Regions from separate parts of the Homo sapiens genome. Here regions 1 and 2 are each linked to region 3. A link is a contact called in ENCODE Hi-C or POLR2A ChIA-PET data. All regions are on one chromosome and are shown on one strand. The core of a region is the stretch at or near the end of the contact, and the rest is flanking DNA. Distances in the headings are between cores, read along the strand shown.

What was found. A loop is a pair of places that touch in the nucleus more often than their neighbours do. ChIA-PET counts read pairs that join two places held with the same protein, here RNA polymerase II (POLR2A). Pooled maps may share reads with other maps.
Region 1: a map with no recorded cell type shows a loop between it and region 3 (3-fold over the local background). The contact joins the enhancer-like site here to the promoter of PCSK4 in region 3. A Hi-C loop is called at or near these places in 4 of 37 single-sample maps with no recorded cell type and 4 of 50 pooled maps. POLR2A ChIA-PET finds 5 or more read pairs at or near these places in 2 of 52 experiments (GM12878 and WTC11).
Region 2: a loop to region 3 is called in a map with no recorded cell type, with 17 times the contacts of the local background. The contact joins the promoter of PWWP3A here to the promoter of PCSK4 in region 3. A Hi-C loop is called at or near these places in 1 of 37 single-sample maps with no recorded cell type and 10 of 50 pooled maps. POLR2A ChIA-PET finds 5 or more read pairs at or near these places in 2 of 52 experiments (A549 and naive thymus-derived CD4-positive, alpha-beta T cell).

The regions. Positions count from the first base shown.
Region 1 is chr19:1,670,394-1,674,370 of GRCh38, forward strand. No RefSeq gene overlaps it. Among named protein-coding and RNA genes, the nearest start is that of TCF3, 20 kb to the left of the region's middle. RefSeq lists a silencer at 1,457-2,156 and an enhancer at 1,981-2,508. Within about 2 kb of position 1,741, at least 2 of the 41 ENCODE cell types and tissues checked have a DNase peak (open chromatin) inside an H3K27ac peak, as active enhancers do.
Region 2 is chr19:1,353,308-1,357,167 of GRCh38, forward strand. It overlaps PWWP3A (PWWP domain containing 3A, DNA repair factor), which reads left to right and starts at 1,652. Exons shown (of 14, transcript NM_001369789.1): 1 at 1,652-1,828; 2 at 3,017-3,142; 3 at 3,702-3,787. The coding sequence starts at 3,086. RefSeq lists silencers at 1,311-1,410, 1,396-1,556, 1,441-1,730, 1,791-1,860 and an enhancer at 1,453-2,338.
Region 3 is chr19:1,488,257-1,491,939 of GRCh38, forward strand. PCSK4 (proprotein convertase subtilisin/kexin type 4) reads right to left here and starts at 2,094. Exons shown (of 15, transcript NM_017573.5): 1 at 1,902-2,094; 2 at 1,537-1,641; 3 at 1-24. The coding sequence starts at 2,090. REEP6 (receptor accessory protein 6) reads left to right here and starts at 2,925. Exons shown (of 5, transcript NM_138393.4): 1 at 2,925-3,128. The coding sequence starts at 3,014. RefSeq lists silencers at 1,834-2,263, 2,484-3,023, 3,054-3,173.

The DNA of each region.
Region 1 (3,977 bases), core at 491-2,990, 180 kb after region 3:
TGCGCCACTATGCCCAGCTAATTTTTGTTTGTTTGTTTTTTGAGACGGAGTTTTGCTCAGTCGCCCAGGTTGGAGTGCAGTGGCGCGATCTCAGCTCACTGCAAGCTCTGCCTCCCGGGTTCACGCCATTCTCCTGCCTCAGCCTTGCGAGTAGCTGGGACTACAGGCGCCCACCACTATGCCTGGCTAATTTTTTGAATTTTTTTTTAGTAGAGACGGAGTTTCACCTTGTTAGCCAGGATGGTCTCGAACTCCTGACCTCAGGCGATCCGCCTGCCTCGGCCTCCCAAAGTGCTGGGATTATAGGTGTGAGCCACCGCGCCCGGCCCATGCCCGGCTAACTTTTTGTATTTTTAGTAGTTTCACCATGTTGGCAAGGCTGGTCTCGAACTCCCGACCTCAGGAGATCCGCCCACCTCGGCCTCCCAAAATGCTGGGATTACAGGCATGAGCCACCGCGCCCGGCCCACTCTTTTTCTTCTCTTTTGAGGCAGGATCTTGCTCTGTTACCCAAGCTGGAGTGCGGTGGTGCAATCATAGCTCACTGCAGCCTCCACCTCCTGGCTCAAGTGATCCTCCCACCTCCCACGTGGCTCGGACCACAGGCGTGTACCACCACACTAGCCTAATTATTTAAAATTTTGAGTTTGGGTGCCGTGGCTCACGCCTGTAATCCCAGCACTTCGGGAGGCAGAGGCTGGTGGGTCACTTGAGATCAGGAGTTGGAGACCAGCCTGACCAACATAGGGGAACCCCTTCTCTACTAAAAATACAAAAATTAGCTGGGCATGGTGGCACGTGCGTGTAATCCCAGCTACTCGGGAGGCTGAGGCAGGGAGAATCGCTTGAACCCAGGAAGCAGAGGTTGCAGTGAGCCAAGATCGCTACTGCACTCCAGTCTGGGCGACAGAGTGAAACTCCGTCTCAAAAATAAATAAATAAATACATTTTTGTAGGACAGGGGTCTTGCTATGTTTCTCAGGCTGGTCTCGAACTCCTGGGCTTAAATGAGCCTTCTGCCTCAGCCACCTAAAGTGCTGGGATTACAAGTGTGAGCCATCACGCCCTGTCTTTGCCACTCTTGCATTTGGGCATCAACGCTGGCATTGGCCAGGGGAACTGGGATTCTGGAATTTTCTCCAATTGGCTCCATCCTGAGAATCCCATATTTGGAAAGCTGTGAATTCAAGTTCCGAGTATCTTAAAACCTTTGGATTTTACCCATCGAGGCTGAGGATAGTAAGAATATTTACCGGCCAAGAATATCACTTTAAAAAAAAATCAAAACAAACCTTTGTATTCTCTGTCCTAGGTAGACCCTAAATCCTGCCCTTGTCCTCACCTCCTGCGCTCAGATCGGAAACCTGGGACCTTTGCCTCCAAACCCCACCCCACAATCCCGCCCAGGCTCAGGACTCAGTTCCCTTCGCCCCCACCGCGCCCTCCCCCGGCCCTCTGCACCTGCCGCGTCCCGTACCCGGCCTGCTCTTCTTCACCATTGGTGCCTTTTCCTTCAACCCCACCTCCCCAGGGAAGCCCTCCTGGTGACTTCACCACGCCTGTGTGTTCAGTTATTCTCCCTCTCCCTGGGAGGTGGGGAAACCGAGGCATAGAGCGGCGAGGCTGGTGCTCACGGCCCCCCGGGGTCCTCCCCAGACCCCTCCCCTCCCTGTGGTCCGGGGGTGCATGGGGTGGGGCGCGGGGGCCTCGCTGGTCCTGGGGTTCAGTCGGGCGCGCGTGCTGCCACCTGGTGGCCAATGGGGCAAGGCCGCGGGTCCTCCCCGGGCGTCGGGGCCCCCACCCCACGGAGCCCACCCTGCGCTGGGGGAGGTGGGCTCAGGAAAGCCGCGGCCCCCGCTCGGGACGCCAGGGGTGGGGGACACGGAGCTTCGCCAGACTCCCCCAAACTCGGGCGCGTCATGGGAAGAATGGAGGGAGCTGGATGATGGGGGTCCTGCGGGCTGCCTTCCCTGGGTCTTCTGGTGTTGTCCCCGTCCCGTCCCCTTCTTACCCCTGCGTGACGCCCAGACCGAGGGAGGTGGGACTGGGACCCCCTTCCAGGGACAGAGCTGCAGCGGGTCTGGCGTCCACCAGGGCGCGCCCGCAGCCCAGAAACCCGCGGGCGCTCCCCACGTGCGCGCTCACACGTGCATCCGCGGCTACCCCAGTGCCTCGCGGCTCGGGCTTTTTTTAATTTTTATTTTATTTTTATTTTTTTGAGACGGAGTCTCGCTCTGTCACTCAGGCTGGGGTGCAGTGGCGCGATCTCGGCTCACGGCAACCTCCACCTCCCTGGTTCAAACGATTCTCCTGCCTCAGCCTCCAGAGTAGCTGGGACTACAGGCACGTGCCACCACGCCCAGCTAATTTTTGTATTTTTAGTAGAGCTAGGGTTTCACCATGTTGGTCAGGCTGGTCCCCAACTCCTGACCTTGTCATCCGCCCACCTCGGCCTCCCAAGGTGCTGGGATGACAGGCATGAGCCACCGCGCCTGGCCGGCTCAGGCATTTTGACCCGAGGCACACGTGGTCCTGTGTGGTTGGTGTGTTTCTGAATGAACAGTGTTCACGTAGATTCAGGTGTGCCACACGTGATGTATACGGGGCATGCTTATGCGTGTTCTCGCATGCTCGTGTGCATTCTAGCATGTGTGCTCACTCCTATACACAGGTTTGCATGCGTGTGCTGGCATGTCCGTGTGGGTGCACACAGAGGCTGTGACATGTTCGCTCGTTGCCACGAGCTCAGGTGTGTTTGTACATGGTCAGTCCCGTTTATACATGTGCACGCATGGGCACGTATGTGCCAGGAAGGTTCACACATACACCTTCTCATGTGCGGCCTGCTGTATCTGCACATGTGTGTCCTGGTAAACGCGTGTGTTTGCGTGTTCTGGTGTGCTTGCGCATGTTTGTGTGTGTGCATGTGGGCGCACTCACAGCCACAGCCCATGCTGGCGTCCCTGAGTGCAATGGCCCCTTATGGACTGGGTCCTACAGGACACCCCTGAGTCAGGCCCCACATACCCCAGGGCCCTCCCACAGCTCCACTGCCCCAAACCCCCTGGCCCTGTGAGCCGATCCCTGCAGCCAAAGGGTCCAGGTCGCCCCCAGTCAGCCTCTCCCTGGTCTGCCCCAACCCCCAGCTCTCCACTCGATCTCCCCCACTTCAGTGGCTGCAGCCTCCTGCACCCGCACCCTCTTCCTGCTGTGGTGGCTTCTGGGTCCGGTCCCCAGTCAGCCCCAGCTGCTGCCTGTGCCCCCAAGAGATGCAGAGCTCTTAGGAGGCAGGGCCGTGTCTGGGGTCCACGGCTGCACCCTGATCTCTGGTATCCAGCCGGCACGCGGTAACCAGGTCAGAAGCCTAACCGTCCTTCAGCCGGGCCCAGCAGCTCCCGTCGCTATGGGAAATCCATGCTCAGCTCCCACAAACCCAGCAGTCACCAGCTGGCCTCAGCCAGAGGTTCCCCTGTCACAGAGCCTGCCAAGCAGAGACCCTCCTGACACTCACTCACCCCTTCCTCTCCAGTGGTGGGGCTGGATGAGCGGGCCGCCTCCCTCCTCTTTACCGTTCCCTCTCCACCTGGCAAACTCCTATTCATCCTGTGGGGCCCTGGAACATGGGCCCCACTTCTAGGATACCTACCCCAGTCCTGGGGGTGAATGGACCAGAAGCTACCTTGGAGAGCAGACCAGGTGCCAGCTCCCAGGCTCCCAGCCCTCCTGGGTGAACTTGGGTGGTGGCAGCTGCGTCTCATTTCCAAGCCAAGCCTGTAGACAGGAGCCCAATGGCGGTTAGTCAATGGCAGACCGCCAGGGAGGGGTGAATGCTGGTTCCCAGGCTGTGTCAACATAGCCAACCAGCTGCCCAGGAGGCTCTGATGTGAGGACCGTACCCACTGCTGGTGCCTCCCTCCCTCCCTCCCTCCCTCTCTGTCTCTCCCTCCCCTCTGTCCCTCCCTCCTTTCCTTCATCCC
Region 2 (3,860 bases), core at 402-2,901, 140 kb before region 3:
ATCACTTGAGCCCAAAAGGTCGAAACCAGCCTGGCCAGCATAGCAAGACCCTCTCTCTACAAAAAATAAAAATCTTAGCCAGCCATGGTGGTGCGCACTGTGGTCCCAGCTACTCCGGAGGCTAAGGTGGAAGGATCATTTGAGCCTGGGAGGTTGAGGCTGCAGTGAGCTATGACTGGGCCGCTGCACTCCAGCCTGGGCCACAGAGCCAAACTTCGACTCAAAAATGTAAATAAAAATAAAAAACAAGTGAAAGGTGAACATTCTCAACTTGATAAAGGAAAAAAAATCAGTCGCTGAGGTTGCTGGGATCGACCGAAGACACAAACCTTCTATTCCCGCAAATGTGAGAAGGAAAAAGAAGTTAGAGCCGGCTTTGCTGTCGCCCCTTCCCCTTGAAGAGTCGGGGCCAGTGCGTGACGAATGCTGCTGTAAGTCTTTTAATTTTTTCCTTTTTTGAGACGAAGTCCCACTCTGTTGCCCAGGCTGGAGTGCAGTGGCGCGATCTCCCCTTACTGCAAGTTCCGCCTCCCGGGTTCAAGCGATTCTCCTGCCTCAGCCTCCTGAATAGTTGGGATTACAGGCATCGCCACCACGCCCGGCTAATTTTTCTATTTGTAGTAAAGACGGGGTTTCACCATGTTGGCAATGCTGGTCTCGATCTCCTGACCTCATGTGATCTGCCCGCCTCGGCCTCCTGCTGGGATTACAGGAGTGAGCCTGTATCTTTTTTATAGAGATGGGGTCTCGCCATGTTGCCCAGGCTGGTCTCCAATCCTTGGGCTTAAAGGATCTGCCAATTCGGCCTCCTTTGCTTTTAAAGAACTGTGGGGGCTGGCGAGGTGGCTCAGGCCTGTAATCCCAATACTTTGGGAGGCCGAGGCAGGCCGATCACCTGAGGTCAGGAGCTTGAGAGCAGCCTGATCAACATTTAGTATTCTCTACTAAAAATACAAAAATTAGCCGGGTGGGGTGGCGCGCACCTGTAATCCCAGCAGGAGGAGGCTGCAGTGAGCTGAGCTCGCGCCACTGCACTCCAGCCTGGGTGACAGAGCGAGACTCCGTCTGAAAAAAAATCAAAAACCGCTCAGGGAAAGGCCTGACACTGATGGAGCGACCGCTCCGGGGCTCCCGCCACCCGCGGCTGTTTCCGGTGCCCCCCGGGGTCTTGGGACCCTCCCAAGGTGGGTCCTGCTCTAGTTCAGAAGCTTATGACGCCTTTGCGGGGATGCCTGGCTTTGGGATCGGTTGGGATCTGCTGGAATTGGGTCCGTGGCGCGCAGCTCCCGGGCTGGGAGGTGCCGTAGGACCTGGAAGATTCTCGAAAGTTCTGGAAGGTTCTCTCAGGGATCGCCGCGGGCGGGGGAGCCTGTTTTCCCACCGAGACCCGCGAGGGCGGTGTCCGGGGTCTGACTGCAGGACAAAGGGCCGGGAGCGCGGGAGGGCGGCGCCCGGGAGCGGCCACACATGCCCCGCCAACCGGTCTCCTCAGGCAGCACTCCCGGGAAAAAGGGGTAGACGCGCGGCGGAAGGGGCGGGGCCGGCGCGCGGCCGTGGACGCCGGAGAGGGCGAGGCCGGCGCTCCTTGGGAGCGCGCGCGTCCCATTGGGCAGCGGGCGGAAGGGGGCGGAGCTTGGCGCCGCCGCGAGGCAAGCCCCGCCCCCGGCCCCGCGGGGAGCGGCGGCGGCGGCGGCGGCGGCGGTGGCGGAGGCGGTGAGCGCGGGCGGCGCGGACGGCAGCGGTTGGCGGGCGGGTCCTCCGCTGTTGCGGCCGCTGCGGCCTCCTTGCCCGGGCTTGGGGCGCCGCGCTGGGGAAAGCCGGGGGCCCGGTGAGCCCGCGGGATGCGTCCCCTCGGTTCCGCCGGGCGGGGCTGAGGCGAGGAGGCCGGGCCTGGGGGGAGGGGGGGCCCCGGCCTAGAGACTCCTCCGGGAGCGCCCGGTCCCTACCGCCGTGGGTCCCCCACTCTGCCCGGACCCCCTTTTCCGCCCCTGGCGCCGTGGGCCCCTCACTTTGCCTGGACTCCTTTTCCCGTCCCTGCCGCCCGGACCCCATCTCTTGCTTGGACCCGCTCCCCCATCCTTGCTGCCTGGACCCCTATCTCCTTCCCTGGATCCCCCTCACGTCTGCCGTGAACCCCATCTCTTGCCTGGACCCCCATCTGCTTCCCTGGATTCCCCACCCCCAACCGTGAAATCCCCCATCCCTGCCACCTGGACCCTCCGCTCCACCTCCTCCGTGAGCCCTCGTTCTTGCTCCCTGAGCCCCCCCGCTTCTGCTGTGACCCCCTTCTCTGTTGCCTGAATCCCCCGTTCCTGCAAGCCGCAACCCTTCCTCCGCCATGAAATCTTGTCCCTGCTGCCTGGACCCCTACTTCTGCTGCTGCTGTGATCCCCTCTCTTGCTGGAAACGCCACCCCTACCTCTGCTGGGAACCTCCTCTTCCCTGCTGCGGGGACGCCCCCCTCCGTTGTTGCTAAATTCCACCCCCACCCCCAAACCTCCTTTTCATTTCTGTCAACAGCCAAGCCAGTCCTTCCCATTGATGCTGTGAACGGTCTGCAGCTGTCCCCGTTCTTTCAGGGACATGGCAGCCAAAAGAGCAGTCGTTTTTCCGCTCTTATTTTTGTGTGTGTGCTGTGGTCAACTGTTAACTCCCCAAATTGGGGAGGGTTGTGAGCTTTGATTGTGTAAAATGCCTCTCCTGCCGAGGTCGGAGGCAGGTCTTCCGCACGGAGATGATTTATTCAGGAGCCTTTTAAAACTGATCTAGATAGAACCTTTGGGAGGGACTGTGCTGTATTTTATTTATGAAAAAATGCAGGCGCCTCCCTGGATACCGAGCCCCGTCGTTTCTGTTTGTCAGTCTGCTTTTTGGCATTGAGCATCTCAATGCAAGATTGTGGAATTAAACCATCTACTTGAGGCTAAGTCGAGCTAACCTTTGCCCCTGAGGGCTGTGTCTGCGTTAACATCGCCAGCAAACAGTTGTATAAACCACCGTGCAAATTTCGTTCCAGGACACATTGGCGTGAGACCTGGGAGTACGTTGTGCCAAATCATTGCCACTTGCCACATGAGTGTAAATGATGGCGGATGCCAAGTATGTCCTCTGCCGATGGGAAAAGCGATTATGGCCTGCGAAGGTGACAGCCATTATTCTGTAACTTCAGGACTTAGAAATGACTTTCGGGTGACAAGTAAAATCTTGATCAGGAGATACCTAGGATTTGCTTCAGTGAAATAATTGAGCCAGAACACGGTTGGCACTGATTCTCGTTCCCCATTTAATGGGGTTTTGGTCTAGTGCTTCCAAGGTTACACTTCCAGAAATGTCTTTTTTTTTTCACACTAAAAAAAAAAAAAGAATCAGCTGTAAAAAGGCATGTAAGGCTGTAACTCAAGGAAAGATCTGGCAAGCAGCCCTGTGATAGTAAATTATGGTCGTGTTCAGGGAATGCTTTCCAGCAATTCAGTAGACAGTGCTCAGCTGCAATGCAAAAGCCCAGGTCCTTGTCTTTGTCTGCCACTGGCCTCTCATGCCTCAGTTTCCCCATCTGTGAAACAATGGGGATTGGACCAAATATCTGAAATCCCATGGTTATAGGCCTTCAGGATTACCTGCTGCATTTGTGCTAAAGTTTGCCACTGTTTCTCACTGTCAGCTGTTGTAATAACAAGGATTTTCTTTTGTTTTAAATGTAGGTTTTGGCCCGAACCGCGACTTCAACAAAAAATAAGAGAAGAAAGGAATATTTTCTAGCTGTGCAAATCCTCTCTCTAGAGGAAAAGTTAAGTGTTGTGTTGTTTTAATACTGTTTTTTCCCGTGTAGATTTCTGATACTTCAATCCCCTACTCCCCCA
Region 3 (3,683 bases), core at 844-3,343:
CGTCTGCTGCTGGAACCACTGCACCTGCAGAGCAGAGGGTGCATCAGGCCTGTCCCCTGCTCGCCCCTGGGGCCCCTCGTGGTTCAGGGAGTGAGGCAGCCCCGTGCCCTGGGACCCTGTGTTTGTGGGGGTTGCTCTCCAGGGTCCCCATGTGCCTGGGGCTCTGTCTGCAGTCGGAAGGGGTCGAGGCTTTTGGACCACCTGTCCTTGGGCCCACAGACGCGTCGTTGCTGCCGCGGGTGACTGCAGGTCCCCGGGTCCCCACCCCACTCTCTCCCCCATCCCTGTTCTAGATCCTTCTATCTCTCTCCTGCATCACTTCCTTATTTTTTTTCTTTTTTTGAGACAGAGTCTTGTTCTGTCGCCCAGGCTGGGGTGCAGTGGCGCAATCTTGGCTCACTGCAACCTCTGCCTCCTGGGTTCAAGCGATTCTCCTACCTCAGCCTCCCAAGTAGCTGGGACTACAGGCGCACACCACCATGCCCGGCTAATTTTTGTACATTTAGTAGAGATGGGGTTTCGCCATGTTGATCAGGCTGGTCTCGAACTCCTGAGCTTAAGTGATCTGCCTGCCTTGGCCTCCCGAAGTGCCGGGATTACAGGCATGAACCACCACGCCAGGCCTGGCTTCTCTCTTGCAAACCACATCAGGAACTGGCCACTGCTCTCCCTCCCGGTGCTGTAAGCAGGCAGCTGTCCAGTCCTGTTCAAGGCACTTCCTGGCCTCCGAGGGCTTCCCAGGCTCCATCCCAACCCCTCAGCTTGACATCCCAGGCATTTTCTAGACAGGGCCCAGCCCGATGGGACCCAGGCCCCTTTCTGAGCGCCTGGACACTGCGTCCTGAGGGCCACTGGGTGACTGTAAGCCTCCTACTTTTTTTTTTTTTTTTTTTGAGACGGAGTCTCGCTCTGTCGCCCAGGCTGGAGTGCAATGGCGCGATCTCGGCTCACTGCAAGCTCCGCCTCCCGGGTTCACACCATTCTCCTGCCTAAGCCTCCTGAATAGCTGGGACTACAGGCGCCTGCCACCATGCCCGGCTAATTTTTTTGTATTTTCAGTAGAGACAGGGTTTCACCGTGTTCGCTAGGATCTCGTCTCGATTTCCTGACCTTGTGATCCGACCGCCTCCGCCTCCCAAAGTGCTGGGATTACAGGCGTGAGCCACCGCGCCGGGCCAAGCCTCCTACTCTTTGGAACCCATTACGGTGTCGTAAAATCCCCTTCCCTCCATCCCATGACCTAGACGGTGGGGAAGTCACGCCGTCTGTCCCTCCTTACCAGAGCCCCTGGGGCCCAGAGGAGGGAGGGGGAGGACAAGAGGTGCCCACTGTGTACCAGGCCCTGGCAGGCGCCATGATTTCCGTATCTGGGTCTTCCTGCCTCCTCTTGCTGTATAGACTTGGGGCCCGGGCGGGTCTGAGCCACAGAAAGCACACAGCTGTTCATAACAACCACGAGAACCACAGAAGATGGCTGGTGGCCCCAGGAGGCAGCTGAGACCCCGGGCAGGGGGTTGGCCTCCAGGCCAGGCTCACCTTGGGGTTTTTCTTCAGGTGCAGGCGGTGGCCCCAGTGCGGGGTCAGGGACTGCTGGACCACGCCCCGGTGCCGCAGGTGAAAGTACTGCCCGTCAGGGAAGATCTGGGGATGTGGGGAAGCGGCCGCACCGATGGGACCCGGCTCCCCTGCTGAAGCCCCCGAGGGCCGGTAACAGCCCCCTTCTTTGTCCTTCCCCAGCAGGTGCTCTCTGGGAGTCCCAGAAGCTGAGCTTGGCTGAGGCAGGGGTGGGCTGGGACTCTTGATATTTAGAAGACCTTGTGGGCTCCCTCCCCCTTGTCGGGGTCTAGGGTTGTTCAGTCCCCTCCAAGCCCCCACTTCCCGTCTATCCCGGTCCCACCCACCGGCCCCAGGTTGACGAAGCCGAATTTGCGTGCCAGGCGCTCGACCTCCCGGTTACCCTGGGACACCTGGACGGCCCAGCTGCTGACATAGATGGGGGCTCGGACCGGGGCCCACCCCACAGCCCGGGGGCGGACAAGGGCCAGGGCCAAGACCAGGCGCAGCCACAGCGCAATCGGGGCGGGCCGCATGGAGGCGGGGCGGGAGCGGGGCCTGCGCAAATCCCCTCCCTCCCGCCAAACCGCCGAGTGGGCCCAGGCGTCCGACCCGCCCCCGGCGCCATAGCAACGCAGAAGGCTTCGACTCCCAGGGGGCCTTGCGGCTACTCAGCCAGGAGGGGCGCGAAGATCTAACAGAAGCGGGAGAGGGACGCACGCCTGCCCGTCTTCCGCAGACCCACACCCTCGGGAGCCTCAGTTTTCCCATTTGTACAACGACAAGACTAACCCAGAGAAGCGGGTTCACTGTTGCGATAACGCGTCCTACCCTTTGTTTGACCTCTCCCACTTTCCAACACACCCCTCCTTCGAGAATCAGCCCGGCCTCCTGTCCGGCCTAATCAGAATCATTCTTTTGCGTAATCCCGCCTCCTCCGATAAGCCTCGCCCCGTTCCCGCCCCTACCATTCCGCCCTGCCTCCTTTGTGATCAGCCCCGCCCTCCACTGGTCTCGCCAATGAATCGCGTCCCGTTTCTCCAATCGGCTCGGATGTTTCTTTAGCCCCTCCCCCCGGTTCCGCCCCCCCACGCCTCTCCTCGCCCTGGCTCCACCCTTCAGCCAATAATCCCATCCTCTGACACCGCCCTTCCAATCAGCTACGTCTCGCTCCGGCCCGGCCAATCGGTGCCCTGGGCCGCCGCGCCCCGCCCTCTCCCGGCGGGGTCTGGGCAGCGGCGGCCGTGGCGGAGGGCTATGCGGCGGGGGAGACGGGGCAGGCCCCTCCTCCTTTGTCCGCCCTGCCCTCCCATTGGTCCTAGCGGGGGGCCGGGGGCGGACACCGGCGCGGGGCCGGAGCATCGCGGCTCAGGCTGCGGGAAAGCGGTGCGCGTGCAGCGGGGTGGGTGCCCTGGTCCGCGGGCGAGCTCGAGCAGCCAACCCCGGGCGCGTCGGGGCCATGGACGGCCTGAGGCAGCGCGTGGAGCACTTCCTGGAGCAAAGGAACCTGGTCACCGAAGTGCTGGGGGCGCTGGAGGCCAAGACCGGGGTGGAGAAGCGGTATCTGGCTGCAGGTGAGCCGTCGGCGCTAGCCCGTTTCGCCGACGGGCACACCGAGGCCATGGGCCTGGGGGTCGCAGACCGGACTCCTTCCCCGGCTACGGGGTCCGGTCCGGCCGGTGGAGCGCGCGAGGTGACTGGGACCTCGAGGTCCGCCCGCAGCCCTTCCCTTGCCCGCGCCCTGCGACCCTGCTCCCGGGCCACCCCTCTCTAGCTTCCGCCCCTGGCCGCCCCCCGACGCCTCCTTCCGGGCGCTGGGTGCCTGCCATGCCGAAGTCCGGTTCTTCCAGTTGCCCAGTGGCCCCAGAGGGGTCGGGATGCCAGTGTCCTGCGCGTTTCGCCGTCCCCCTTCCCCCGTGGACCCCGGCCTGGCTGCAACAGTAGAGATCTTCCCGTTTTTCTGAGGGGAGGCTCCTGGCGGGAAGGGGAACGGACCGTCCTGGGGGCCTGCCCAGGACCCTTCTCCTTTCCTCCTCCTCTCCTGCCCTAGCTCACCTTCCCCCAGCTCAATGGCTTAGTGCCACCGAGCGTAAATGTTTGTTAAGACGGAGTTGGGTTGTCTGACGGCT